Regions from separate parts of the Mus musculus genome. Here region 2 is linked to region 1. Evidence: chromatin loops called from intact Hi-C (ENCODE). Cell type or tissue: heart. All regions are shown on one strand. Each heading gives the region's core, and the rest is flanking DNA. Links, peaks and the distances in the headings are about the cores only.

Evidence for each region. Peaks named below come from ENCODE experiments on the same cell type or tissue, not always from the same donor. Only the 100,000 strongest peaks of a DNase experiment are listed, where the experiment ranks them.
Region 2: a loop joins it to region 1, with 2.0 times the contacts of the local background. A loop is called at or near these places in 2 of 42 quality-filtered maps.

The regions. Positions count from the first base shown.
Region 1 is chr17:67,256,106-67,271,670 of GRCm38, reverse strand. The region is part of intron 1 of Ptprm (protein tyrosine phosphatase, receptor type, M); the gene reads left to right. Gm52313 (a long non-coding RNA gene) reads left to right here. Exons shown (of 2, transcript XR_003952394.1): 2 at 1,203-8,239. Among named protein-coding and RNA genes, the nearest start is that of Gm52313, 27 kb to the left of the region's middle. In heart, for the core only: no CTCF peak of the experiment used is centred there; DNase peaks (open chromatin) are centred at 5,230 and 8,440.
Region 2 is chr17:67,175,163-67,190,727 of GRCm38, reverse strand. The region is part of intron 2 of Ptprm (protein tyrosine phosphatase, receptor type, M); the gene reads left to right. Among named protein-coding and RNA genes, the nearest start is that of Gm52313, 110 kb to the left of the region's middle. In heart, for the core only: no CTCF peak of the experiment used is centred there; no DNase peak of the experiment used is centred there.

The DNA.
Region 1 (15,565 bases), core at 4,255-12,254:
TAATCAATACAAAACTGAACATATTTTCAGGAGTACCGCCCCTGTTCATATGACTTATTGGACATTGAGAGAGGGAGTCCTTGAACATTTAGAATAAAGAAGTGTTATTGTCCCCACATTTAATGCAGCCTGTATATTTGGATAGGCATGACTGGGTCCATCAACCAGTTTCTCCTTTATGTAGAGTGTGTGTGTGTATGCATGTTTATGTGTGTGTATGAGTGTATATGTGTGTGCATGTGTTATGTGTGTGTATACATGAGTTTATGTGTAAGTATGTGTGTATGTGTCTGTGTGTATGTATATACATGTGTTTATGTGTGAGTATGTGTCTGTACGTCTGTGTGTGTGTGTGTGTGTGTGTGTGTGTGTGTGTGTGTGTGAGAGAGAGAGAGAGAGAGAGAGAGAGAGAGAGAGAGAGATGCTGTGGACATTTCAGTCATGTCCTTCCCTTTGTAATATGTACAGTTGATAGTTCTAATCTAGCTTATCTAGGTTTTAAGATATACACATCTCTCTCTCTCTCTCTCTCTCCCCTTTGCCTGCTGGCCCTGTGGGACTGAGCAACTGCTAAATCCTTGGACTTCCATTCACAGCTGCTACTAGATATTTTATTAGATATTTTAATGTGCATTTTATTTTTAACATGTAAATTTATTATGCTTATAAGCTCAGCATAATAGTGTTTCAAAGCTTTTGAGAACAAATTATGTAACACTCTAACTTCTAGTGAGCTCATTTGGTGGGTTAGATATCATAAATTAATTGAGCATCTAAAATTAGAATATTCAGAGTTACACTTTAGTATGCATACCCCACCTATATTTGAGTCAGGAGTCTACAGAATAATTTTTTTCAACTTTTGCTCATATTTCATGAACCATAATTGGCAATTGTCTGTTGGAGTCAAAATTTCGATAATTTGATTGACAGTACTTGACAGACCATGCTCCATCTTAGGAGAAAGACATGTCATCATAAAATAGCTTAGAGAAATGTCATTAATATACATTTTATTTAATTAAGAGTGTTTTATTTGGAATAAGGGCATTTTTATTTCTGGTTTCAACTTCTCTTTTTACTTGTCATCTTTCAGTCTTTGTGGACTTTCACATTCATTCCCCTGTGCATTTTTTCCTTTATCTCTTCCCCTCCCACCTTCTTTCTTCCTCTCCTCTTCTGCTTCAATTCCTGGAACAAAGATGGGTCTAACTCACAAAGGGGAGATTGCAAGACAGACAGAGAAGAGAACAGAAGTCACATCAGCTCTCACAGGTAGGTCTGGGTTCCTTCCAGCTTCTACCATGACTGAGCCCAAAAAGAGAGAAGTTTATGATGTCTTGTCCGAGAGACACTGGATCAACCTCATGCATGGGTCATAGTTCTGTTTTAAGGGATAGGTTCAAAGGCCTGGGTCATCCTCACAGTGCTTCCTTTCCACCCACAGAGCTGTTTAACAGCTGTGTTCACCCTGGTAGGTCTAGGTTCTCCTCTAGGGACCAATAGCTGTGTTCACCATGGTTGGTCTAGGCTCTTCTCTAGGAACCAATAGCTGTATTCACCCTGATAGGTCTAGGCTCTCCTCTAGGGACCAATAGCTGTGTTTTCCTTGATAGGTCTAGGCTCTCCTCTAGGAACCAGTAGTTGTATTCACCCTGGTTGGTCTAGGTTCTCCTCTAGGAACCAATAGCTGTGTTCACCTTGGTAGGTCTAGGCTCTTCTCTAGGAACCAATAGCTGTGTTCACCCTGGTAGGTCTAGGCTCTCGTCTAGGAACCAATAGCTATGTTCACCCTGATAGGTCTAGGCTCTCCTCTAGGGACCAATAGCTGTGTTCACCTTGATAGGTTTAGGCTCTCCTCTAGGGACCAGTAGCTGTGTTCACCCTGGTTGGTCTAGGTTCTCTTCTAGGAACCAATAGCTGTGTTCACCCTGGTAGGTCTAGGCTCTCCTCTAGGAACCCAGCAGGTTATTTTGTTCTGGTACTTTGTATCAAATCTTTGTCCTTCCTTTCCACTTATCGGGTACTGTAAATCTTTCGTGTGTTTAAAAATATTTTTTTATTAATTCTTGGAGAATTTCATACAATGTGTTTTGATCATTACTTTTGTCCTCCACCTAACTCCCCCAGATTGATCCTGCATCCCTATCCCCTCAACATTAACTCGAGCCGCCCAAACAACCTGCTTTTCTTTACTCCCTTCGACAGACATGCCTTCTACTATTTCTTGCATAAGCCATTTGCATAGAGCTTTGCAAAAAAAGGCTTATAAACCATTTATGTTTGGAGATTCAAGAAAAGGAGCACTTGACAAGGAGGGGAGGAAGCCAAAGGCAGAGACTAATGACTTTCAGGGGTTGGCCTGCCTGGGAGGCTGATGCTGGCTCCGAGTCTGTGGTTCAAGGCCACAGATTAGATGCACTGTAATTGTTTTGTACTGAAGCACATTTTTAGTAAATAATACCGGGGACCAACTCTATTAACATGCCCAGCTGAGAGGAAATTAAGCGTAGTTACTTGACTGATAACGATGCCAAGCAGTTTCAGGTGTTAGAATTTCATTAAGACTGTGTGTTGTCTCTCAGAATACAGGCTTACATTTGTGTCAGGTGTTTCAAATTAATCATGAGCATAATTAATAGTTGGGAGTAATTAGATTACCATTTTATGACGATCCCGCAGTATCATTGAAAACAGAGGAAGCAAGAAAAATGAAGAGGTCCAGTCAGGTCTAGATAATCCATGATCCGTGCTCAGCGAGACTTATCAAAACAGGTCAACTCTCAGGATTAATGGTTCGATGCTTGAGTTGGCATCTTATTACAACAGCTAAAAATGGAGACAGTTTAATGGGAAGGGAGCTCCCTTAGGGAAGTTAGATCTCCAAACACCTACACTGAATTCTGTCTTAACAAAAGGATTATTTTGTAACAATGTTTCTTCTAAAAGGCTAGGCTATCTCTACTTATGCTCACTAAGGACAGAGGTGCCGAGTGTGTGGGAACACATGGCGTTCAGCTCCTTGAAGGCTTCTTGCATCAGTCTGCATAGCAAGCCAAGAAAAAAAGAGAGAGTTTGGCCTGCTAGAACTTTAATGAATTATTGAAGATATTTCATAGAGAATATTTTGAGACTCCTTTCTTGAACAGCTCCCGTTAACCTAAAGAGACGCTTAGTAAACTATCTAGGAGGCTCTCAGGGAAAGGATATCTTCGTGGAAGTCACTTTCCAGGCAGAGTTTGCCCTGAAATGATTTCAAACGATTGCATAACGAGGACAGCAACTTGCTGGGCTACATATAAACCGCATGCTACTTACTATATTATGCATGTTAGCCCAAAGGTATAATTATTCAGTGAAATGAGAACTAAGAAAATTAGCTCTGTATTAATGTTTATTTATACCGCCGACTCTTTTTCTTTTCGTACTCATCCTCCCGTAGCAGAGCCAACGTAATGGCGAGCTGCATGGCGGCTGTCTCCAGACTGAGTGTTGAGTCAGGTCAGCAGTGGCAGGTTAATTGCCTTCACCCTTTCTTTTAGGTGGTTGCTGGAATTCCTTTTCTTTCCTGGAGCTGGAAGGTCACACTTGTTGCTATAGTCCTTCACCAAAGGACGGCTGCGGTGTCCCAACAGCACCTGTGGACTGCCATGGGTCATCTGTGGATGCTGCCACATGCCATCCACACCTGCTTTTGCTCACACATGATCAGTCAGAAGGGCATCATCTCTGGCCTTGCTGTCGGGTAGTTGAAACACATCTTTTTCCAGCCTTTTGTCCCTGGTTCCAATAAAGGACCATTACACTTATCCCCTCTTGGCTGTTACTGTTTAGTTTTTAGTTACAACAGTATTTAACATGTATTAGTTAAAGATATCTGCTTTTGACCTTGCTCCTAAGAGGAATAGAGCAAATCTTTCAGAAGACATAATGCATCGTTCCTCACCTTAAAAACTTGCAAGGGATTCGTAGAGTCAAAGCTGTAATCTCCAAGTCTGCCCCATGACCTCTGGCTGGCTGTCATTCTCTGCCCGTTTCCTCCTACTTTTCGAGTCCCCCTTCCTGAGTGGGGGTGTCCCAGATGAACTCTCCAGTTCCTGCTTCCGCATCCTTCAGCTGTGCTCCTGGAGGCAGGCTAAGTCCTCGCCCACCATGATTTCTGAGGAGATATTTCCTTCTGGCAGGCTCAGCTTGGTCTATCCAAGGACCTGCTGATCCTATACCAGAGTCCTAGAACTTACCCACCTGTGAAATTTGTGCGTGTGTTCAGCATGTACCATTTTCTAGAAGGGTACATAACTTACCTTTTCATTAAATGCTGTCCTTGTCTCTTTGGTTCAGTGATATTCAGCAAATCCAACAATACCTGGCACATAGCTGAGCTCTATAATTATATTCTGAATGAATGGATGGATGAATGAATTCATATTCCGAAATTCCTCAGTACATAGCTAAAGGTGCTGTCCTTGGGTCTCCCAAAGAGCAGCCAAGTTCCACACTGTGACGGCTCAGTGACCAACATGAGTTTCCAATAGGCACCGAGGCCAACACAAGGGTAGGAAGATGCCAAGTAACTCACTAACACAGTCCAGAATTAGTTGCTTAGGGCTAGAATTAGGCAGGGGACCACTGACATTCTCAGCACATTAGCCGTTCCCCGCCTGTATTAGTCAGGGTTCTCTATGGGAACAGAACTGCAGATATGAGTATATAAGCACTACGAGCATTTCTCAAATCGGCTTACATTGAGAGAGTCACAAGAGTTGCCTCATACCATAGAGGTTGAGTCTAGCCTTGGCTTAGACCTTTAGTTGGGGTGCTTCAGCAACCCTAATTTGATATTGAAGAACTAGAGGGTTCCTAGAGAGCCACCAGCCCTTAATCATGGGAGCCTGGAGACACTGATTCTGATACCAGTGGAGGAATCAGAAGCAGCAGTTACAGGCGTCTTCCAACTCAGCCATGCCAGCACAAGGCAAATAACCTACCCTTTGTATCTGGGCTGTTAGCAGAAGGTACCACATACAGTTGGGATGGGTCTTCCCATGTCAGCTAAGGCAAACAGGATGTGACCTTAGTTCTCTATTGAGGTGATTCAAATTTGTGGCAAGTTGACATTAAACCAAGCAACAATACCACATCTTTGTGGTCACCAATCCTGTGGCAAGTGTTATATCTTAGCTCAGCAGGAGGAGCAACCCAGGGCAACCTGCCCAGACGGGCATGAGCGCTGAGTGTTGAGTGTGTGGCCTGCTCTGTGTTGAAGCCCTGCTGTGTTCCTCCTGGCAAAGTTTTGTGGACTCCTAGAAGTCTCTGCCCATTCGCACACCTGTTTCTGTAAGCTGCTCTTCCAGAGCGATGGCAGCGTCGTGACCAGTTTATAAAGCATGTGCTAAAGCAGAGGGTGACTATGATGGGGCAGAGTGCTTGGAAATATGTCACAGCGGAGGAAGTTTCTGGAAGAGGTAAATGTCAAAGATAGATCTGAAAGCAGCAAGTTAAGTGTGGACGCCTGACTCGCCAGCAAGGAAGATGCCACTGCAGGATTCTTCTGCACACGTTTATTGGGAGAGCTTGATAGCAAAGGCGAAAGACCCTGAGCCCCAGAACTGGCGCTGCTTATATAGGCCTAGGAGTGGTGTGTCTATACCTGATTGGTCGTGCTTTCAGTACCTCATTTACATACCCCCGGGATGGGCTGTGACTTGGTGCGAAACCCTTATGCACATGCGCACATTGGTTGTTTACCGGAACTTAGGGGTGGCCAGCAGTAGCCAGCGCCATCTTGTAATGGCGTATGTGGCTTCCCACAGTTAAGTCTTTGCTTTGGAGAATCTTCCTGGCCATCCGCAATGCTCCCTCCCCTGGAAGAGGCAGACTGAGAAGGGAGGTTTGCTACTTTGGACGATGTTTTAGCTTTGATGCTTGGTTGAGTGCACTCATAGATCCCTCCCACTTGGGTGTCTGAAGCTACACTGTCCAGGGCTGCAGTTCAGCAGGCTGGAGAAAACAAACAAATACAACAGAACAAGAAACCTAGAAACAAACCAAACCACAGAACCTCCCCACTAGGACAGTGGCTCTCAACCAGGGATCACATATCAGATGTTTACAGTATGATTCACAACAGTAGCAAAATGACAGTTAGGAAGTAGCAATGAAATAACTTTATGGTTGGGGCGGTCACCATAACATGAGGAACTGTATTAAAGGATCATAGCATTGGGGGGGGGGGGGGGGTTGAGAATCACTGCTCTAGAGTATGTGGTGGTGAGCTACAAGCTAGAATTAACATTTTGATAGCCATTTACAAAATAAGATTTGCATAAACTATTTCATCTAATGAGCCCAAAACCTTGTCATTTCAATCTTTCATCAATACAAAATTTACTAGTAAGATATTCTGCTTTGATTTACACCTGAGCCTCAAGGTTTCAGAGTGACTCAAACTGGCAGCTCAGACTGGACTAGCCACATTCATGTTCTCAGTGCCTGGTGCCGTGATGTTCAATAGGACAGTCTTAGATGCGTGATGAGGAGATGGCTTATGTAGAATCTGTTCTCTTGGTTTCACAGAGTTTGCTTTCATTAAAACATCCACATTTAGTGTATAAACTTCGTTATAGTGTGTTGGATGTTGTGACGTCAGACTATAGACTTGAGGAAGAGTTTCAAATGGTGACCAAATGGCAATGTCATTCCCCATTTCAGCAATGACTCAGTGGAGGTGTGTCTGGGCGAGCAATGAAGTTGGCAGTCAAGGCTCTGGAAATACACAGAAAGCTGCCTCAAAAACCTTGGCTCCTGCCAGGAGATCTCCAGGCCTGCCTCGAACTTCATGTAACTCCGATAGTACTTATGCTAGCATTATTTCCATTTAAAAAACCAGGTTCAGACATTTATGAAAGTAGCCTGCCCTCCAGGCCTAATGGTGGGCGCTAAGCCCCCCCCCCAATGAATTCTGAGAATTATCACATGCTTGTGGTATGTTGTGTGAGTTGATGATGTCTGTTTTCATGCATGCTTAAGACTCCTACTTTGGTCCTTGGCAAATCCTGGGAAAGATGGAGAGGTAGCTAGCAATCAGGGGTATACAGGGATAACATTTTATTTTTAATACTTTAGTAAAAACCAGGGGTAATAAAGTATGTTTCTTATACATGTGGAAGTAGCGACCAAAATTTTTAGTTTTGAAGCATCCCCACACATATTTGCTACCCTGTACATCAGGTGTTCTGTTTACTGCCATCTTCAAACCCTGTGCACATCTCCCGTGACTGCTTCCAGCTCACCACTCCCAATTCTGAGAGACAAGTAATTATACACACACCAGCTAAATGTCTAGTAAAATCTCCAGGCAAAACTGAGTTGACTTGTGCGGAACTGAATTTAAAAATACTTGATAGGATCTCGCTGCAGACTCTGGGTCCTTGTCAGCCTGCATTTCCTGCCTTGCCACCTCTAGCTGGTGCCATGGCCTCCCCCCTCCCCTCCTTCCTGACTTCAGAACTCCCAAGTTCTCAGAGATTTCAACCTAGCCGTTACCCATTGTATCTCTCTCTGTGACAAAAAAAGGAGAATAATCACTTAACTGAAGTGTTTGTTTTCTGCCTGGACTGTGGGTCACATGACGGAAATGCTTATGGTCATTTTTATTTAGTTGGACGTATAGACTATGTAATGATATGGACTACATGGTGTGGTTATTTGTGTTATGTTTCCCAAAAGAAATCTTGTGTTTTTGCAAGTTAGTCATGTACTTGTGGATGATTTAAATATATAGTTGAGAGCTCATTGTAGTTTTACATTTTGTATTGTGATCAAATGGAGGGGCGGCGGCCTTTGAGAAGAGAAAAACAGACTTGAATTTGAATGTTAAAAAGTTAAAACGTAAATGAAGACCAGATATGACCTTAATACCACCCCTGCCCCCAAGTGGTCAATGTAATAGTGTCTATACTTCACTGTGTTGGAGACCCTGGGTTCGGATCATCATCATCATCACCACCACCACCACCATCATCATCATCTTTTCAACATCGTTATCTTCATCATCTTTGTCCTCGTCTTTATCGTCATTGTCGTTGGTACTGGGAACTGAGGACCTTTCACTCAATAGACAAGTGCTCTACCACTGTGCTACACTCCCTGGCTCTACTGCTAATATTGAGATAATCTCCTTAGGGAAGACTATCTCTCCTTAAGTCACCCAGCCTGAATTTATTCAGGATTATAAAAATTAAGAAAGGAGTAAAAACCATAACTTGACAAACACATCTTTTGAGAATTTTTTAAAAATTGAAGTCATAAGTTCATCAGATACTGGAGTTTATAGCCACTGGAATGAGTGGAGCACTTGTACCATAGCCACTGGAATGGGTGGGGCACTTCCAGCATAATCACTGGCATGGGTGGAGCACTTCCAGCATAGTCACTGGCATGGGTGGAGCACTTCCAGCATAGTCATTGGAATGGGTGGAGCACTTCCACCATAGCCACTAGAATGAGTGGAGCACTTCCAGAATAGTCACTGGTATGGGTGGAAAACTTATTTGTGCTTATTAATCAATAGAAGGCGTTTTGTTCCATTTCCTTTTTACATCATATGCAAATTAGATGGTGTTGGAAGAGGAAGCACTTTGCCATTGGTAAGCTGTGAGCTGAACACCCCCAGGGTCCCTGTAAATATCAGGGAGCTGTACCCAGCTTGAGTGTCTGACTATCCACTGTAGTGACCGTGCACCTCTGTCATACTTAGTTCAGGCTGCTAAATGTGAAGGACTCTTTAAAGTCAGGTAGGAAGGAGGCCAGGAGGAATTCCCATGGGCCTGTACTCCAAAGCTCTACTCTGTAAAATATATAATCCTCCCTGGGTGCAGGACTTGGGGATGGAGGACATTGGTGGTTAGTGTTGATTGTGATGTTTATTCTGTCCTGTTCCACAGCCAGGAACAGTGTCCCTTGTTTCTGGAAGGATGCATTCTGCCTACAGCTGGCCTGAGCGTGGCAGGGAACAGTCATAAGAAGAAGGGAGGCTGGGAGGTCACTAAAGGCCAAGTCAGAAGACACCTTATCTCACAAGCTAGGAAAAATTCTTTTCTCCATGGCCTTCAGGGCATAGTGATAACTGGGCTCTATAAAAAGAGGGTTTGAAGAAAAGATACATGTGGTGAAGAGAAAGAGAAGATAAAGGAGGCCGAGAGGGAACTGATTCATCCCAGTAAAGAAGCTAAAACCACTGTGGAGGTAAAAACCATCTCAGTGACCCCAGATACAGCAAACATGAAAACTCAGAGAAGCAGGCCTCAGAAAGGAAGCACAGAGCATGGCCTAGAGAGCTCTGAACTGGTGTGTGTATGTGTATATGTATGTGTGTGTATGTGTGTGAGTTTGTGTGTGTGTGTGTGTGTGTGTATGTGTATACATGTGTGTATGTGTGTGTATACTTGTCTGTATGTGTATGTGTTTATATGTGTGTATGTGTGTGTGTACATGTATGTATGTATATGTGGGTGTATGTGTGTGTATATGTATGTGTCTATGTGTGTGCCTGTGTGTATGTGCGTGTACATACATGTGTGCATATGTGTATGTTTGTGGGTGTGTATGTGTGTAAATGGGTGTGAATGTGTGTGTACCTGTGTATATGTGTGTACGTGTGTATGTGTATATGTGTTTGTGTGTATGTGTGTGTATGTGTGTATTTGTGTGTGTACATGTTTGTGTGTGTGTATGGATATGTGTGTATATGTGTGTATATGTATGTGTGTATTGTTTATGTATGTGTGTGTCTGTGTGTATTGTGTATGTATGTGTGTGCATATGTATGTATGTATGTGTATGTGTGTGCACATGTGTGTGTGTGGATGTATATATGTCTATGTGTGTGTGTGGTGAAGATGATAAAAGGTTGCTTTTTTGTTTTCCCAATGGAAAAGAATGAAAACTGCCCCACCCCTGCTCCTTCAATGAGATAATAGAAGAAATTCCTACTGATAAAAATATGGCCTTGTATGCACATGGCAGGTCAAAGGTTACACTATCTACTGGGAACAAAACTCTTTGGAAAGAATACATTATCGGCCAGTCTCTGGGCACCTCAGGCCAGCAGAAAGCAATTGCCTGATGTGAACAGTGGTCAAGAAGAACAGGACTCGCGTGCTTCCTGCTGAAGGCAGTGAAGGAGGTACGGACGGATACATGTGTATCTGCAGAGCCTCCCTCAGTCCCACCTGTGAACGCCCATTCTCACCGACACACAATGGTGTACACTCATGAGGAAGATGTGACATTTCTATACGTGGACACAAAACACCAATCACCTCAAACACTCAAATTTCCATGGTGGCAACATCAAACACAGAGCTGCCAAGCACTTGTAGTTGTTTGAAATACACACAAACGGTGAACCCATATTCCCCAGGGTCATGCTGTAGTGACATCTACATATAGTATCATGATGTCAAACACTGGGAGTAACTTCCTCCCATCTCACTACCCACCTGTTCTTCCTCTTCCTCCCCACCTTTACAACCTCCAGTGACCTCTCGTGGGCTCTCTATTTCCTGTCCTCAACAAGTGTAGTTTTTACCTAACAGTGAGAACATGTTTTGTTGTTACTGTTAGTTGTTTGTTTCCCTCTCTTTGAACATAGCTTGTTTCACTTATCATCATGACCACTAGACAGGTTCAGTTAATGTAGATAACAAGATTTCATTGTCCTTCACTGTTAAATACTTTCCCAATATGTAATGTGCGCCATATTTTCTTTAATCATCTACCAAGGGACACTGGTTGATTCCATTGCTAGCAAACCTGCTATGAGCATGGAGTACAGTTGTCTCCTTAATGCACTGGGATCTTTTCCTTTGTATGTATTTTCCCAGAAATGAGATGGCTGGATGATATGGGCGATCTTGTTGGTTTTGTTTGGGTCACGAACGAGTGTACTGATTTACATTTCCATCAGCAATACACAAATGATCTTTCTCAACATCCTTGTCCACACTGGCTGCTTTTTACTTTAGTAATGAGGAAGGCTGTGTTTCATCAAGTAGAGAATTACACAGACTTAAACCTGTTCTTCAAAAATGTAGAAACACGGGGAGGAAGCCCCAGCAGTGAACGCAAGCTGGAAACATGGGATCATACAAACATGGATTCTACGCAGAGACTCCTGCTCCGTTGATGTCCACATGGCTGGTATATGGAGTGTTTGAAGCCCTGGTGCTTCTCAAAGGTAGCCAAATTAGAAAGGAATTCCCATAAAAGGTGAAACAGGACCCCAGGAAGATGAAGGAATTCGATCCTCTGGGTGGGTAGAGGACTGGTATTGTAACACACAGTCAAGGTTTACTGTCCCTGGCATTCCGTTCTGTGCTTGCTCCTGCTTGGCTTCTCTTGAGAGCTAGTGTTAGATTAGAATATGACAGAGGAACAGAAAGAGAAACTGAAGAGGAGGCTGACAAAGCAGGCTGAGCTGCCACATATGGCTCACACAACTCCCAAGCTCGCCTGCTGCTGCAGATGGGCGCCAAGCCCTTCCTGTGGGAAAGGCTCATGACCTACTTGCCCCCCATCAGACCCCTTCCTCCCCACCTTGTCACCTCTTCACATTGCTGTGTATCTGTGTCCAAGCTCCCAGATCATGAACCTCTATGAGCTATGCCACATCCAGAACACACAACTCAAAAGCGTAGGTTTTCTTCTTCCATCATGCCTAACGGTGGTGATGGAAAGAAATACTTGTATCATGTGGGGCTGCTAGTTGGAGCCTGAAGCAGCCCCTGCTTAATTATTCCTTTTTCTCTGTGAGGGCCAGGACTGCAGAAGCCGGTATGGAGGAAGCTTGGGAGGCCCTGAGAACAGAGGGATACATTTCAGGCAGTCTTTTCTAGTGAATGAAAGAAAATGCTAAGAAAGGTTAAACCAGAGAGTGGGTTGGCAGAGTTAAGAAGCTTGAAGTCTGAGGTCATGAGTTTTTGGGGGTTGTCCTTTTCCTAAGTGGTGACAAAATTCAGGTAAGGTTTGTCTATGTTTCAGCAAAAGAGAAAAGCAAGCTGTTGGTGGATTTCTCTTCTTTTTGAACGCAGTGCCGAACATCAGACACTTGTAGAAGCAAAATCAATAAGCAAGCGACAATAATGCGTTGGGCAGAATTTTGTCCAGCTAATAAGAATGTAGCTCTTATTCTGCTCAGAGTCACATTGCCATGAGCCACACACAGTCCTTTGTTCAGCTGAAGTGGAATGAAATGTATTTTAGTTCTACCAGTTCAGAACATCAACAGGAGGTTAAAAGAGGCCCCACCTCTCCATGCGTCTGTCTTGTGGACCCAGTTTGTGACTTTAAGGATTTAAGATTGTTGTATGTTGCTGTGGTAACAAGTTAAGTATTTGTCAATGGTATCATTTAAAAATGTAAAGAAATCTTTATGTATGCGTACTTGTGTTTGTCTTATGACATGCGTTTGTTGCGTGTCTATGCATGTATACATGTATGTTTGAGCACACACATGCATGGCATGCATGCAGAGGTCACAAGGCATTGGGTGTTGCTCCTCACTTTCAGCCTTCTCTGAAACAGAGTATCTCACTCTGTTTGCCCAGTGCTTCTTGTGCCAGGCTACCTGGCCCATGTGCAGTGTATACTATCATTTCTGGCTTTTTGTGTGGTTTTGGAGCATCCGAACTCAGGTGGTCAGATGCATATGGCAATCCCTGTACCGCACTGAGCCTTGTTCCCAGATTCCCGACTATCTCTTGAATGTGAGTCAATTTGGAGGAAAACTTAGTCTAAATCAGTTTTTGGAAAAAAAAAATCTCACTTGTATTCTATTTTCCCTCACCACCATTGAATGCTCTCCCGGCACAAGGTCAAGGCAGACAAAATCTGAGCTGGAGCAGGGAGCTCAGGGATGCCACCTCTGGCTGGGACGGTATTGGCACCTGATGACTGGGAGAGGAGTACTTGGTTTTTTCCAGGGATGGTCTTATACCCACGTTCATACAGACAGCACTAAGTGAACTCAGCCAGTTCACTGAAGAGAGGACAGTGGTTGTAAAGGGATAGGGAGGACTCATAGGGGAAGACTCATGAGAGGACTCATGGAGAGGGATTCATGGGAGGATTCATAGGGGAGGACTCATGGGGAGGATTCATAGGGGAGGACTAATGGGGAGGATTCATAGGGGAGGACTAATGGGGAGGAGTCATGGGAGGACTCAGGGGAGGACTCATGGTAGGATTCATAGGGGAGGACTCATGGGGAAGATTCATAGGGGAGGGCCCATTTAGAGGACTCATAGAGGAGAGCAAGAAGGGGGTACAGATTAGGGCAAAATACACAAGTATGTATGAAATTTTCAAACAATAAAACAGAAGAAAAAAATTAACCACACTTTCTAAACATGGCAGAGGTGAGTGTTCCTTCAGGCTGCTGTTGGGTCCTTGCAATTTGTGTGTGTGTGTGTGTGTGTGTGTGTGTGTGTATGTGTGTGTGTGTCTGTTGGGACCTTCCTTCTCTTTAGTGTTCTCAAACCACCAAGTCTCCTTGCATTCTGTCTGCATTTTAGATCACTTCACATATGGAACCAACTGAGGACTTTGTGGTATTCTGAGCAGAGCTGAGAAGCACCGGATGTATGGGAGTCCTCCTGGGAGAGAGGTCACAGGGAGGCCGCCCCAGAAGCCCATTGAGATTGCTTGCATTTTCTTGGATGGAATGCAAATAACCACGAAAGTGAAATCCAAACCAAACATCTCAAGAAGTTCACCAACATACCCAACTCACTCTCATTGCTCTGATGGGGACAGTAAACACACAGACTGCTCAGAGACAGGCCTTCGGATTGTCACCCGCAGGTCCTGATGTTGACCCCAGTTAACCCTGCATCCAACCCTTCCCTTTATCACTCAGCAACTTTGTAAACATTCCCAGTTACAGTGAAGTTGGTTCTGGACTGGGAAAAGAGTGCTCATTTTTTAATCATGTTTTTAATTATAAAATTACTGTGTACATAAATGGTACTGGGCTAAGGCATCAAGGAGCAACACAGTAATTCCGACTTGGTTCTGACTCTTAATAACTGTACTCTAAGCATTTAGGAACTCAGAGAAGAAAAACCATTTTCTTCCCTTACCTTTTCAATATTGTTGCCACCATACTCTTGGCTATTAGCAAATGATATTTATTGTTACAGTTATTGGAAAAAGGCTTTCATCTCCTGGGTAGCCCATTTTCTGTTGCCTGCCCCCCCCCCTCTCCCACAGACTGGGCAATTTATAAAGTAGCAAGGTTTAGTCAGTTTTCAGTTCTGCAGGTTCAAGGCCAAGAGGCTGCACCTGCTGAGGTCACCTTTGCTGGTGGGACACTCATCTCTGCCATGCTTGCAAAGTGAGGTTACTTTTCCATCCTGTCTTACTGTTTGAGAATTTCACTTTGCTGGGGTTGCACATGACATCCTATGGTAAACGAAAACCTTCTGTTACACGTTTCTGCTCTTAAGCCTTGGTCCCTTTGCATCAGAGCCTGGCTCCATGGCATCCTTTAGCCGTCTATTCCTGAAGTCCCTACTCTACAAGTACCCTGGTTGGACTGTTTCTATCTTCTTAATGTTTCCAACAAAGATGACATTCCATCCCGAGTGTAGTGGGGGGACACTCAAACAGGAGTATCTTCTGAGAGTCTCCTGGCCTTCAGGGAAGGTTGTCTGTCTTCCCTGCCAATCAACTCCACTAATTGCTATGACAACGCATTATTTATCCCTCCCCTTCTGGCACTCAACAGAATTGCATATCTCAGCAGCATCTTCACGAAAGTGTTTGGTGGATGCCCACCTTCCAAAGTTGCTCAGTAGTCAGGTGTTCTTCCTCCCCCCCCCCCCATATCCTCCCATCTCACTATTCCCTCTTCCCTTTGTGAGCGTGATTGTTTTAAAACAAGAATGAAATAAATAAACGATGATGTTTTTTGTTAAGTCTATAAAAGCAGAGACTTTCAGAGTGTTTAGAACGGCACCCATAAGTTGCCGAGCTGTGTCACCTCGGGTACGCTGAGCAACTTTGCCAGTGATGTCACTGATGTGCCAGATCTAGGGCCAGCTTTCTAATTCTGGATGGAAAGGCTGACAGTTCCCATTTCTTTCTAGGCGTAATGGATTCCACGTTCTGTTCATTCCAGCTGCCCCTCCCCCCCCCCCCCCCGCTCTTCTTTCATCATCAGTGAAACCCTTTCCGTCTCCCATCCGATGAGGCAGCTGTGTAAACCTCATGGGTCTCTTCTGCACCTGCCCTGGGGCTGCCAGAGACATCCCACATTTCACTGCTCACACAACCCTGCTGGAACCTTCCTCTAGTGAGGGCATTTGAGGTGTTTGGAGGTGAACAAGCACACTGTGTGAGAGAAGTAGGTGGCTTCTTTCCTCACCAGCGTTGGATATTTTTGGGCAAAACTGATAGATGGTCATAGTTTACAAAGAGATTGATACACAATACATGTTCATTGCCCCCTAAGAGTGGCAGACCTCAATGACTGAGATGCCTGTTCTTGTCTATAGCAGATGAA
Region 2 (15,565 bases), core at 3,467-11,466, 80 kb after region 1:
GAAAAACTGCGTGGATGGTTTTTTCCTCTCCCCTACCACGAAGTGCTTAGTGAATTTCACGCTAAGTAGAAACTACTTACCTCACTAAGCATCAGTCAGAATTTTTTTTTGAAAGAAAAGTAGAAAGAGCATGACTGGTTTAGTCACAGCGGTGCCTGACTATTTTAAGGGGACCCTCTTTTCAGGCTGTGACCTTGGCAGTCTTTTTAAAGGTTTAGAATTGTAGAATCCCTATCGAAATTGGCTAATGAATATGCCACTAGGGCCTCAAACTACTAAAAACCTATTATTGAAGCTTAGGTTTCAGATAAAGCATATATATATAATTTTTTTACAAAATATAAGAATGTAAAGCTTTTCATTAATGTGCCTACATGCAGCAGTAATTAGATCTTGTGTATAATCTTGTAAAGGCACCTTCAGAGCATGAGGTAGAATCTAATGTTGTTCTTAATAAGCTTTAACAGTTATGATGACCACTGTGGTCTTCTCTCTCCTTCCCTGAATTCCTTATAATTTCCAAGTCAGGAGCCATAATCTCTTTAGCACTGTGGCTTTTCAGGGACTACTAAAGCTTCTCCAAGTCTTGTTTGGTGCCAGATGGTCTTCTCCTTTGCTGACTTTCTCTTTCTTTTGAGCATTTGCCTGTCACTGCTGCCTCGGGAGTTACTTGATTAGCTCCACTCTAAATCTCCTTTCTCCTCTTATTTGTGATTGATAGATAGTAGCATGGCTGTTCCTCCCTGCTCTGTTCCTTCCCAAGGAGAGTCCTTGCCCTGAGAGCAGTTGAGCCTATCCTTGCCACTGCCCCAGGTGTCCACTGGTATCCAGAGAGGCTGAGATGGTGGGAAGTTAGGCTGGTAGATCTGTCCATGCAAGCACAGTCACTGTAGATGCCATGTCTGTCTTCTCATTTGATGGAATCTGTGCCTTTCTGGATGCTGTACATCAGTAAGGATGGAAACCAAGACCACTCGTGTTAGGCAAGCACTTCATCTACCACAGGGCTTGTTCCCTAAGCCTCCAATTTGTAATTTGTTCACATGCAGTATCTGCTTCCATTACTGTGGCTCTTTATACTGGATACAATGCTTCTACAAGAAGCCTAAATATTGCAGAATCCTCTTCAGCATGTGCTGACTCTGAGTCATAAGATAAACACCTCACTGGATGAAAAAGAGGTTTGCCACCAAGCCTGACAACATGAGTTCAATACCCAGATCCACATGATAGAAGGAGGAAACAACTCCAGAAAATTATTCTCTTCTCTCTCACTGTAAGAAACAAACTCAAATCTAGAAGTCTAGATACACACACACACACACACACACACACACACACACACACAGAGAGAGAGAGAGAGAGAGAGAGAGAGAAACAGACAGACAGACAGAGACAGAGTCACATACATGTCACACACACAATAGTAAATCTATAAATATAATTATAAGACTATTAACATCTCTTATGGTCAATGAATGGCAGAGAGAACCTCGTGGCTTTTGTTAGCCATATCAGTTTGTTGTTTTAAGGCTTCATTAAACAATACAGTTGGATTTGTTCTCACACCTATGTTACTTGTTCTGCTACATATAGACTGATGTCGTATTGACTTGATAAACAGTTACCCTGTTGGTCAAATGTAGCCACCTGACTGTTTCAATACGGCTTGTAAGCTAGGAGTGGTGTTTCCATCTTTAAGTGACTGGAAACTTTTTAAAAGAATAATAGTATTTTGGAGATACGAATTTCAAATTTCAGCATCCATTGGATTTATTGTCACACAGCTATGGCCATTCAGGGTAACAGTGGATGGCAGCTTAGGCTCTATGGTCAGATCTTCATGGCTGGGACAGAGATGAGTGCACAGACCTGTGTCCCTCACTCTCACTGTTACCGGGGCAGTATATTCTCCTGACCTAGGCTGTTTCAGATTGTGAATCTTTTGTATTCCTGTAGTCACTTTATAACTATTAGCCATGGCATGGTTTCCTGTTTCCTCTCACCATCAGTCTCTGTGGTTTTCCAGCCACTGCTTGTGTTTCTACTCCTAGTGCCTCAGCCTTGGCTGCGCTACTGTGGTTCCTGCTAGCAAACAGCCCATCAAAATGAGTTTCAAAATGTTGACAGCCTAAAGTACTACACTGATTTAGGCCTTGATGTTACTCTGTCTTTTCTGAAGTCAAGGGTGGAGTTTGTTCCTTGGAATCTTCCATGTGTGAGGTTATTAATAACCACATTTTGAAAAGTGAACACGGTCTGGAGCTTTAACCGAACTGACTTGGTCTCTCCTTTGAGCTGGTAGCATCTCTCTGGAATCACACGTTAAAGGGGAACACCAAGTATCATGTAACTTTGTGCATTTAAACTTGACGCTTCTGTAGTAGGCTCTGTACCTTAATGGCTTTCTGAAGGGTAGAACAAGCTAACTATTCTCTTGCTGGTAACTGCGTGGCTTATTTCATACGAATTGATCTTCATTAGCACTGAGGGGAATTTTAAATGTGTACCATAAAGATTGCTACTCTGACCCTAGGGACTTTGAGTCTGGCGTATTTTGTTAGCACTGCAGCTTCTGGCCTGAGAGAATAAGTCACAGCCTGTGAGTGTCACATAGGGCATTGTCCTAAGAAGTGTTTCATGACCACAGAATATGTACCTAGGGCGGAACAATAGTCCTTGTTTCTATAAGTTTTTACTATATAATATTTGTAGCTTACTGCTTTAGTTTTAAACAGTGGATAGAGATTTATTTAATTTAAATACTTTTTTGGCAGTGCTAGAGAGCAAACTTGGGGCCTTCTATATGTTAGGCAAATGTTCTACCCTTGAGATATACCCCTTCCCCCTGCGGGACATTTTTATCCTTTTATTTTGAAACAAGCTTCCATTAAGTTATCCGAGCTGGGTTTGAACTCACTCTGTGGCTCTATGTAAACCCCAACTTGTTATGCTCCTGTTTCAGCCTCTCTCAGAAGGCTGCACTAAGAAACCAGACATATTGAGGAGGCTGGAGGGATGAGTGAATGATGGATAGCCTGTGTTGCTCTTGTAGAGGACCTGGGTTCAATCCCCAGCGCCTATAGGGGACCTTGCAACAACTGTCCACAACTCAAATTCTACTTAGGACCTCCCACATACCTGCACTCAAAACTCAAAAGCAACACCCCCCGCCACACACACAATTTTAAAACAACAGATCTTTTAAAATTTGATATTTAGTTTTTAAATATCTTTTAATATTATTATTAATAATATACATCTTGTGAATGAGATCAGTGACTGATATATAATAAAAACAATACAGTTGTCTGCAGGAGTTCTTTATCCTAAAGTAAATTCAAAGCACAACTACCTGGTATTCACAGAATTTACATGCATATCCACACTGACTGTTTAAGATACTTTATTTATAAGGTGTAGTTCCTAAGGCAACTATTATGAAGTTGACTTGGGCCCCATTGCAGGAGGTAGGAGGCAGGGGAGGAGGAAATTACACAGCTGGCTCTCAGGAAGTATGGCTTTCAATCATAGAAACGTCCTTTGACCTTCTTGTCTTGGCTTTACCTGTTGGAAATGATGCTGGGAAACAGAGTGACTCAGGCCTGAAGCGTGGCTGTGGTACCCAACCCAAGGCAGGGAGACAGAAGTGCCTGGCAGAGGAGTGATAGACAGCTTTAGTGTGATGACCCAGAAAATAGAAAAATGACTAGGCGTATTTGTTTAGCATCAGCTGCACATTGGGGAGGATGATGGACTGGCAGAGTAATTGAAGTTTTCTCGTTGGGTCCACTATCAGGCATATTTTCCACGTGCTGGGGACAGCCTCTCTATTTATTTGCACTCCGGGTCTTCTGTGGCATTTTGTGGATAATGAAAGGGATGGCTGTGAACTAGGGAAGGCTATTTGTCCTCTCGAGTCGCTGTGTGTATCTGGCAAGGAATACTTTTGTCACAGATTATTCAAACATTTGTTTAATTATCTCACCGATTCTTCAGTCAGCTGCCCCTCTGCAAATGTGAATTAAACACCTGCCTCGCACCAGCCATTGTCTGGTGAGCCGAACAGAGATGCATCTTCAGCGCCTCCTCCTTCCATTCTAGGTCTGACTGGATGGATCAAAGGTCACGTGCTATAAAGCGTGTTTGCTCTTGTTTAGCGGGTGAGGTGCTAAATGTTTAAAAGATAACGTCAGCTTCCGTTCATCAGGTTTCGCACTCAGCAGCAGCACGAGGTTGGGTTTGCTTTGCCCCTTAAACAAAACAGAAGGAATGGTGGGGAAAGGAAAGAGTGTACATCATAGGTGAGTACAATGGGCAGTCTCTCTCATCAGACAAAGTAAGCTTGTGCAATCAGATGGCTCTAGCAGTTGACACACTTGAACCCTGAGGTGTGGGTAATTTGATCCTTGAGGTGGCAATCTCCATACTTTACCCCCCAGGAATCAGAAATCTAGAGAGGCAGGTCCCTTGCTTTTCAGACCGTCGTTGGATGACCTTGTAAAGGTGAACATGTGGGCCAGGCCATAGGTGTTCAAACTAGGGCATCTTTTAGCATTTTCAAGTGGGCTTGAAAATTGCCTGTTGTGGAACTGTCTGTACACCCCGAAAGAGCCCGCAGTGTCCCTTCACAAGGCCCTCTTGTAAGTTCTTAATTTCTTAATTTTATACCACCTTTATTCAGTCATATATGGTCAGCCTGCCGTATCTGTAGGCTCCATATTCGTGGGTTCAACCCACTGCAGACAGACAGGATTCAAATAGAACTATCTCTACAGGCCTCCTATGGAGGTATTTTTTCTTCTCGTTTTCCTTCTACAATAAAGTACAGCTGTTTATGTACCATGTATGTGTTGATGGTTATTATAACTCATGCATAAAATGACAGTGTGCACAGTAAATATTATAGCCCTTATAATATAGAGGACATGAACATCAGTAATGTGGGTATTACTGAGGGGTCCTGGGATAAATCCCATGTGTATATCCAGGGACAGCTGTATTTGTGTGTAGAATGACTTCTGTGTAGGGTTGGCACTCAGCAGACCAGCAGCTGAGTCTTTCTTCCTGCTGATTATAACCCACAGAGGAAACAGGCACTTGACCAATAAGTAGTGAGAACATAATTAGTGGTAGGCAGTACTTGAGGCCAAGAACAAAACCTAAAGTTGGGGTAAGGTTTGAGTCATCATGGAAATGGTAGGTCTCTACTGAATAGAGACCTGAATCGAGGCATGGCCAGGAAGCCATGGAGGCCAAGTGGTCCAGATGAGTTGGGGGCAGGAACAAATGGGTAATCTTTGCAGGGCTAATGATGGCAGATTATATAAGACCTTGAAAATGATGAGATATTAAGAACCTGCCTCAGAACTGGCCATGGGAAAAATCTATGTTCCATATCAGAATCTCAGCCTCATTCCTAGCCCAGTATAATGTAAAAGAATTACCACCTCCCTCTTCCTCCTCCTCTTCCTTCCATTCCTCTTTTCCTCCCCTTCCTCCTCCTCTTCCTCCTCCTCTTCCTTCCATTCCTCTTCTTCCTCCCCTTCCTCCTCCTCTTCCTCCTCCTCTTCCTCCTTCTCTTCTTCCTTCTCTTCTTTTTGCTCCCCCTCCTCTTCCTCTTGCTCCTCTTTCTCTTCCTCCTATTCTCTTCCTCTTCTTCCTCCTCCTGCTCCTCCTCCTACTCTTGGTCTTTCTCTTCCCCCTTCATCTTCTTTCTTTCCCTGCTCCTCTTTATCCTCTCCTCTTCTCACCCCTCTCTTGCTCCTCCATCCCCCCTCCCATTTTCTTTACCCCTCCCTACTTACCTTCTTTCTTTTCCTGGAGTTTAGTGTAAATGCATCACTCAGCTTGCCTTCAGCTCCATAATATAGGTAGCTTGTACCAACTTCTTGTTGTCCTTTCTGAATGACATAAAGTGAAGAATATAACCTAAATATTTTTGGGAGATTTCTGAATAGAGTTATAAGAATCTGAAAAGAGCCTTTGAGAGTAGTAACATTTATTACTGTGGTGGCAAGTCAAGGTGCACATGCCACTGTCTGTGGGACATGATTCTCTTTTGTTTCCAGCTTTAACTCTATCATAAGACTCAACATAGTGATTGTGTTGGGTCTTAGATTATTGTAGTTGGGTCTGGATAGTCCTAGTCACTTAACTCAGGATGTGGAAAGGGGTTTGTTTGTCCTTGACTCTTCCATGCAAGCCTTCCATTGTGTGACTTCCAAAGAGCACTCTTCATCCCTCATGAAACTCATGTCACCAGGAGGGAATTAGACTGAGTTTCCACTTTGAAGTGCAATCCTAATACAATGTCCAGGGCTGTGTCCTGTTAGTAGTTTCTAAGTTACAGAATGAGAGAAACAGTTAGAGATGGCGATAAAGACAGCCCAGAGGTTTAACTCAGTGATTGATGGAGAACACCTGGCTCTGTTTGCCTCGTGCACACATGGTGTGAGTAAGTGGTCCTCTCGCAGTGGCCCTCACTGGCTGCGTAACTGTGTAACTGTGACAGTTCTGGCTACATGAGGATTTTGGATATGGCTGTAGGGGATGGATCATATTTCTTATTAATTTGAAAAGGAATGAGTTGCCTAGTCTTTGAATTATGTATGATTTGGATTTTTGCCCAATAGAAATTGTGGTAAAATATAGAAAACATCAAATTAGCCATTTTGACCTTAAAAAAATTTTTTTTTTCCTTTGGAAATTATAGTGGACCATTTCCCTCTGCCCTTTTCTTCCTCCAAAACTTCTCACATAGAAGAGGGTACTTGTTCCCTTTCAAATTCATGGCCACTTCTTTTCACTAATTGTTATTTTTGGTGGTGGTGGTTGTGGTAGTAGTAGTGGTGAGCTCTGTGTGTGTGTGTGTGTGTGTGTGTGTGTGTGTGTGTGTATTTCTAAATAAATAAATATAGTCTTCTTGGTCTAGATAATGTTATGTGTGTGTTTCAGAGCTATACACATAATGTTATATGTACACTCTTCAGGTCTACATAGTGTTATGTGTGATCATTTGGTATTGGTAAACTAATTGGTGTTCTCGTCCCTGGGAATAACTGTTTCTACCACTTGGAGAATTTTTTAGTTGCCTGTGTGTAGTACTGGGGCCTCACAGTCTTTACCCTGCCCACTTTAGCATGTCCATTGTTGTTGTCCTTGTTCAGCCCATGCCGAGGCAGTCATGTTGGTGAGACTTTATGGGCTAGCTTCTGACATTCCTATGAGACACAATGTCACAGTAAATTACCTGTTCCTCTGGCTCTTAAAAATGTTTGGCTCCTCCTATTTCAATGATCCCTGAGCCTTAGAGGCAGATGTCATTGTGTACATGTATCCTTTGGGATGGGGCATCTCAACTCTGTGTTTTGATTGGTTGTGGTTTTCTGTATTGGTTTCCTTCTGTTAAGAAGAGAGTTTCCTTGATGAGGTGTTGGTGAGGATTACACTCATTTGTGGGTCTAAGAAATATTTACTGTGTAGTTAGGGATTATGCTGATTTGGTTAGAGTAGTGATTGTAGTTAGGATCTCTCCAATCTCTCACTAATCTTAGGTAGTTCATTAAGTTTCTAATACCGGGGCCTGATTTCCCTCCTGTTGAGGTCTTAAATCCAGTTGGAGAGCTGTTGGTTACCACCCAGGTATGCATGCCACTACCGCACCCTTTAGGGTTATTGTGCCACAGTGGTGGTTGTTGTGGCTTGTAGATGTTAGGCTGGGGAAGACTATTCCTTCCCTCCTTCAGAACTATGTGTGGATACTCCGGATACTATGAAACCTAGACCTCAGGGAGTAAGATTTCAAGTCAGTTCTTGCTGAGGATCTCTGGGTGCTGTGTCTGAGAGCATGACATCTCCAGCCATAGGGACTCACCTTTCACTTCTGGGAGACAGAGGTGTCAAACCAAGACAACAGCAGTAGTATATATACTACTATATATGTTATATATATATATATAACATTATAATGTTTTGGGAGTCTCTTGGACAGCCACCATCTTAAAAGAGCTTCTCATGTCTGTTGTTTGTCAGCTGGTCTTTGGTTCTGAAAGGGAGCCTTGACAGCCTAGATGGGCAAAGTTTATTTAAAGTATATGCATATATTTATATGCTGACTTACCTGTATTGCAGACATTTTTAGGTAGTTGATAGTTCCTTGTGGCTTTCCCACACATCCTTCTTGCTATTCCTTTCTTCTTCTGAACTCATCTCGGTCCTTCTCTCATTAGAGCCCCATCCCACCCCACCCTACCCCACCCCACTGTTCTCACTTCCCCATCTGATCACTTGAACCTTGCAATTCTCCTCTTTGTCCCTCCCCCACCCCAGCAATGGCTCCATTTCCCCTCTATTCCAGGATATGTACTTCTATCTGAAGACTTGCCCCATTGAACGCTGGAAGCCAGTGTAAAGTCTTTCTCCTTTAAGTTGCTTTTTTCAGAGTGTGTCATAATAACCAGGGGAAAAGAAGCTAAGATAATGTTGCTATTTTGCTGACCCTGTCTTGCTATGCCTTAGAGATTAAGATTGATACAGTAGTGCAACAATGCTTGCTGCTTAACTTGTTTCATTTGGGCCAGTGGAAGCCTGCATTGTTTGTAACCACAGTGCCTTCTTAGCAGTCAACAGTGTTTTCCATCAAAGTTCTTCTAAATTCCAGTCTTGGATACTTGGAAATTCACAAAACATAAGAATAGTGATTAAGTTTGTTTAATATATTTGCCGCAAAGTATACAAATCTGCCTCTGTATATAAATAAGCACTGTAATAGTTTTACTTCTTGCTTAATTTCCTGTAAAATTATCCAACATGGCATTATCAGAGAGATGGGAGGCCAAGTAATAGAATAAACAGAGAGGCCAAATGTGGCAGATGCTGCAAATGGAGCCAGCATTTGAGTAGAGAAGTCGAGGAAAGAGAGAGATGAGGATCAGAGACGTTGGGTGATGGTTCGCTTGTTATACTTGGCTCCAGAACAGCACACTGAGAATTCGGAGAGTGGCAAGGGCTTTTCTGTTCCACCTTTTTGCTCTACAGAGAAAGGCTGATGCTAAACATGGCCTACTTATAAAAAAAAGAGGTAAAGCCTACTCTGACTAAGTGTGGGGGAACAGGACTGTAGGTTATGACTTGGGACTCAGAAATAGCTCCATTCGTATTTGAGCATATTCCTAGCAGAAAACACAAACTGGGATTAAACAAATTGCAAGATCATTTCCCCAGCACAAGAAACCCTGGGACTCACATTCTTGTGCCCATTTTTATGTGGGTGTTGGGATCTGAACCCAGGACTTCATGTACATTATTCCCCCAGCTATCTGAGGAAACACTGTCAGAGACTCTCCCGAGTCCCTGCAGGAAGCCATTCAGGGAGATGATTTGATTGCTGATCTTTGGCAGAGGAAGGAGAGAGCATCGGCTCCATGAAGATGGAGATTCAGGTTGTCAATCCTGTGTGTGTGACTTATGTGCGTACATCGGGATGCACGCAGGCACCTTAGGTGTAGGTCTTCTCTCTACCTCGTTACACAGGGTTTCTCCTGTCCAAGACTGTAGATGCCAGGCTAGGTGGCTGAAATCTTCCAGCAATCCCCTTTGCAGAGTGAGGTGTCGGAACTACAGGTGACACATTGACCACTGCGTCCCACATCTACCTGGGTCCCGGGGATCTGGGTCCAGGCTGTCAGGAGTGCATGGCAAGGTCTCCCCTGTCTGACAACTCAGATTTTCTGGCGAGTGTATCAAAGACATCATAATGAGCTCTGACTGGAAAATAAAGACAGAAGAAAGAATCACATATGTAAGAATTTAGTGATCTTAGGAGATTTTATAGCAAATTTGAAGGATCATGAGTATTTCTGTGCAGAAGGAAAAAAAATGAAAACATGTGTGTAAGCACATGCATACATGCATGTGTGTGACACAGACTTGCCAATATGAGCATCTAAACAATTATTAAAGCTAGGTGAAGTATATATAAATTTAATTACTCTTCCACTCTTTTGAACTCCTTCCTGAATTACAATCAGCAGTGTAAATGTGAGGGAAGAGAAGAACACGTGTCTGGGTCGGATTGGCAGTGCACCTTGCCGACCTGAATTTTATCCACGGATGCATTTTAGGCAAATGCTGTCAAACTGCACAAAAATATTTACATTTCAAACAGTGAGAGCTGAGGCTTGCTTCCCTTTCTCAGCATATTGTGATTCCGTTCTTGGTCACTGCTAGAGAGGCTCCTCGGAGCCCGGGGATTTATGTAACACCAATTTGGGGCAACTAATTTCAGGGATATAATTCTAGGACTATGTAAACTAGGACAAGTCCTTCATGATCTGGTCTTAGGTCTCAGTAGACATATCAAGTATAACATATCCTGTCAGTAGATACCTTGCTGGCTGACTGACACATTGGAAAAAGTGCATTAAAATGGGGATTGGGAAGTTTTATTTTTGAATTTGTACTTGCATGTGTCTCTGTCCTCTTCAGAGTAGGAAGAGTAACTATAGGAAAGCTCCTGTCTATTTCTTGGCAAACTCTAGGAAATGATTATGCAGATCATTATTTTAAATAAGTGGACTTTAATGCCTAGTTAACCGATACTTTCTTCTAGATAGTGACAAATTATATTTTAATGCAGTGTTCTGAAGCTTAAGTGGTTGGAAGAGAAATAAATATGGCTATTTAATTAATTGTCTGCTGGACAATCATAGGGCCTCTATCTGGTGGGCGGACAAGTTCAAACATCTGATTATGTGGCAGTAAGTGTCCGCATCACATACCTGAGGTAGCATACTAATACAGATAGCAGTGCTTGTATGGTGATGTCAATGAAAATTTGTCCTTCAAGGGGTTGGTCCTTAGTTGTATGATTTTAATTGTTAACCATAGAACTATTTCTTTCTTTCTGTGTATATGTGTTCATGTGTGGCAAATGCATGTACACATTGTGTGCCTTTCTGTAAAGATCTGAGTTTGCCATTGGGTGACTTCCTTAATCACTTCTCCACTTTCTATTTTTGAGACAGTCTCTTGCAGATCCTGGAGCTAGGCTTGGCTAAGCAGGCTGGCCAGAAACCCCAGGGTACTTCCTATTCTCTGTCTCCCTGTTGCTGGGATAAAAATGCATGACATCATCCCCTGGTGTTTACACAGATGCTGGGGATTCAAACTCAGGTCTTCATGCTAAGTGAACCATCTCTCCAGCTCCAGTGTTGAAAACGCTGTCTTTTGTACATTGCCAATTTTAGAGAATGTATCCAACACCTTCATCCTTACTAATAGACTTGAAGACATAGGCTGTGTCTGATCCCATGCTTTTAAATCTAGAAAAAATGGAGTTCCTGGGCTTGGTTTTGGGAAATTCTAAAATCCTCAACTCGTCATTTATTTTCATGACATTTGTTTGTTCTTGCCTATGCTGTTGAACACAAGAAACATCCCGGGATCTCACACCTTGTGGAAACACTGTGACCTCCCTAATTATTCTCTATAAACAAAGTGTCTCTTAACTTATTGGAGTCCTGGGGAGTGACAGGATACAATTTGCCAGTAGGTCAACCACTGAGCTGATGACAAGTGACCTTTCTAGCATTGCAATCAATGCTTGTTATTTGGGAAACAAAATGATACAGTGTGTAGCCTTCAGCTGGGAGGTCACTGGCTCTCACCAGCATTGACAGACGACTTTGTTACTTGGCCCAGATGAGTCAGTTCAGACAGGAATGTTAATTTCTGGGAGGGAGAGACGGCTCCTGATTAAGAGCATTTGTGGCTTGCTTTTGATGAGATCGAGAGGTCAACTCCCAGGACCCATGGGGGACAGCTTTACATCTGTGTGTAGCTGTAGCACCAGGGGATCTGATGCCCTCTTCAGGCTGTCCTGGGGACTGCACTCACACGCACATACATATACTCACACAGATACACAGATCAAAAGTAACAAAAGTGATTCTTTAAACATAATGTTAATTTCTTTTAATCTATCTGGACCTTGGTCACCAGAAAAGGTTGAACGATTTGTCTATGGCACAATTTATTATGTCTAATTGGTTGTTAAAAACAGTAGTCAAATAAAGGCTGCTAAAGTATACAAAGTGCCCATGTTAGACAATAGCACTACGCTGATGTGGGCAAACATTCACTACTATTTTGTTTACAGTTTCCCTATTGTTTTGTGGAAAATGATCTTAAACGTGTAGGCTTGTGTGGGTCACAGCCAAACAAAATCTATTCCCATGTTTCCTGAAATTCGTGTGGTGAGGTCAAAGAAGAGTTTATGCAGGTGAATAGCTGTCAAGTGAGTGACAGGCAGTGGGGAGCTGAGAGCCAATGCAGCCCCTGTGGTTGTTAGCAGTGGTGTTGGATCATTGTGGAAAGAGATGAGCTGACAGCACATGTAGCCTTTGCCATCGTTAGTCGACCTGGATAATTGCTTCACTGTCTCCCAGACATGCTGGGGTATTGTGCATCCGTGTTGCCTATTTTATACACGAACACATCTGCCTTGACTGATGAGATGTGAAGAAGCTTGCCGATCAAGGATAAGTTTTACCATGTTTTCCGGCTTCTTGCCGTCTTGGCTGTAGACTGTGGGAACATAGAGGATCTTTTATGCTGAGTGACTCATGCTGGAACCAATCCCTAGCTTCATAGGCTGGTTTTATAATATTTGGACATAAGGTCTTGGGGAGGTTAAGGTTCCTAAAGTCCTGAGGGTGTGGCCCCATGGAGGGGTTTGTAGGGCCCCAGGCAGACATGACCTCTCCTTGTTACTGTGTGATGCTCTCTTCAGTGCTGTGACATAGCACAAAGCCTCCATGGGTACCAGTGGAACAAGATTAAATTCATCTGCCTTCACTGCCATGGGGGATGAGCATTTCTTTATAAAATGCCTGGTCTGTGGTCTCTGTGGTGACACCAGAAAACTGTCCTCCAGATGTCACACTGGGCTAACTGTAGGGTACCTAGGAAGAAAATAAACTATGTATTGCACCTCTGAGGATTTAGGAAACAAATCTCAGACTCTTCAGTGGTAGGATGCCTTTCATATCTGAGATTTTTTTTTAAAGATTTAAAGTGTCAATGTGGGTAATGCCTACTGCTAACTTTCGGATTATGTAAGAAAACTGGGCAGGGAGTGGGGGTGGGGAACACAAGGAGAATGAGCATCCGTCCGTTCCCTTGGGCAGCAGAGCAACACTGTACCTGTGAATGGGTGAGAGGAACGTGGGGACAGGACTGTCAAGTGTTCTGTTATCATGGAAATAGTTTTATTTGAGGTTCCCTGGAAGGATCTCAGGGACTTTGGGGGTCCAGGAAGATGCTCGGAGAAGTCCTGTGAAAGGCTTTCTTAAGAGATGACTACCTCAATTTATAGTTTGCAGAGAAGCCAGCAAGGAAAAGAGGGGAAGAACTTCTAGAAACTGAATAAAGGATACCCCTGGGGATGATAATTCACTCTCTCTTTGAATAAAGATAATATAAATAGTTCATTCGGTTACTGAGTTCTTTATACTAACAAATACATTTCACTAGAGCTTCAAATAAAATAATACACGCCGAATGGCATCTTAGCAGGCAACATAACCGTGTGTGGATGTTATTAATTCTGTGAAGGGTGAGTTTATGAAATCTCATGCTCCAGAACAATTGGAAAATAGGATTAATATTCATACATTTGAAATTGAGTATAGGATTTCTAAGGAATAGAAGGCAGAGTAAAGTGAATTATTCAAACATATATATGAGCAGGGCCATCTAAATTCATTCAGTAGTACCACTTCTGAGGTTTTTAACTGCTAGCTGTCATATATAGTGTCATGATAAAATCAGTTCGACTTCTTCTATTATGAAATGTATAGTGACAAGATGGTATAAAGATGACTAAACACGTTTCAGAGAGACTTGGAAATGGTGCTTGATGGAAATTATATAAAAATCAATAACAGTTCACCTCACGGGTGGGTTTTTCCTCACCCCCATCCATAGGTCACTCATGGGAGGGGACAGATTTATTTCTAGAGGAAAGTTCTGTGTTCTACTTGGATTTGCTGATATGTCAAAGGTATGAACCCTGACTTTTATGGTAATATAGTTAAGGCAGTGATTTGAATAGTTTTCTTTAGCTTGTATGCTATAAGCTTGGAGGGGAAGAAATAGATGATCTCTTAGCTCATTGGTTCTCTCTTTCCTTAAATATTTTCCCTTAACAGTTTCACATGTGTACACAATGAGTGCTGACCCATCCCCCACCTCAGATCTTCCCACAACATCCATTCACCTCCCTCCAGCCCACAGTTTGGTTTCCTGTCCATTTTCACTTTATTTTGGGACCCACTGGGTTTTTTTTTTTTTTTTTTTTTTTTTTTTTTTTAAGTTATACTCTTGTGGTATGCCTATCATGATCAGGCACTGATTTTGTGTCCTCCAAGATGAAGAGCTTTTTTCTCAAGCACAACTTCAGAATGAATTCATTACCTTCACAGAGAGACAGAAGATCTCCATGAAATGGCCCCGTTTGGTTCATACACTGTTGACTTTGGCAAGCAACCAACCAACAACCAGAAACACCACACTGTTGCATTTCAACCTTTGATGACTAAAAGCTGTAGCTGTGCTAGACAGAAATAAGCACATTGGAATCTCCCAGAAAAGGTAGTGCTTTCTTACTCAGTTCCTTCGGATAAGCTTTCAGCCAAGCCACACCTTCTGCTCTTGGTAATTCCTCAAATTCCCCAGCAGGTGGAGACTTGTAATCCTTCAGCCTTTTACTGGGACCAGGGCTCCAGGCCCCAGGTGTCTGGCTTGACTTCTGCTTCAGATGCAGATACTTAAAGTGTGACAATGAATATTCCCTAGGCCTCTGGCCTGTTTGGGCCTGTGGAGAATTCTTATTTATCTTTGCACTGCATATAGTCATCTATCGTTAGTAATCTGTAGTGGATAAGACCAATGTTTTCTTTAAGGACTCATCCCCAGCAGAGCAGGGGGCAGAGATTTCCTAGAGCACTGCCTATGGTGGGGAGCCAGTACCAGGCCAATCCTAACCTCTGTGTGGTTCAGAGTCAATCCCAGTGGTCAGATCTGACCACAGACTTCTGAAGTCATCATAAGTAGAGAGTCTAGTCTTATTTTCCTCTGTGTCCCCAATAACACAAAGGGAAAGGGATTTCTAAAAAGTGTTCCTAGCTACGTAGGATCTTATAATTTAGGTAAATGTGGGTTTTTTTTTTCTCTATCTCTCTTGACTGCTTTATATTTAGTTCAAGTATATTAAAGAAGAGATTCTTAGAATTTTTTTTTTATTTGACAAGCTCAATAATACCTTTCAAAATTAAGAACTGTTACAAAGCCTGTTAGAGCCTTGGTATTTGCTGCATTTGTGGCTATTCTTGTTATTTGTACCAATCTCCCTGGAAAGATGATTGATTTTCAATTCTTAAGCCCAGTGCTTTTCTGTACTAAGGAACTTGCATCCAGAAAACTGAAAGGAAAAGAAAAGAAAAGGAAAGGAAAGAAAAGAAAAGAATCAGAAGCTAATTTGCAGGGAATGGTTGTAAGCTTG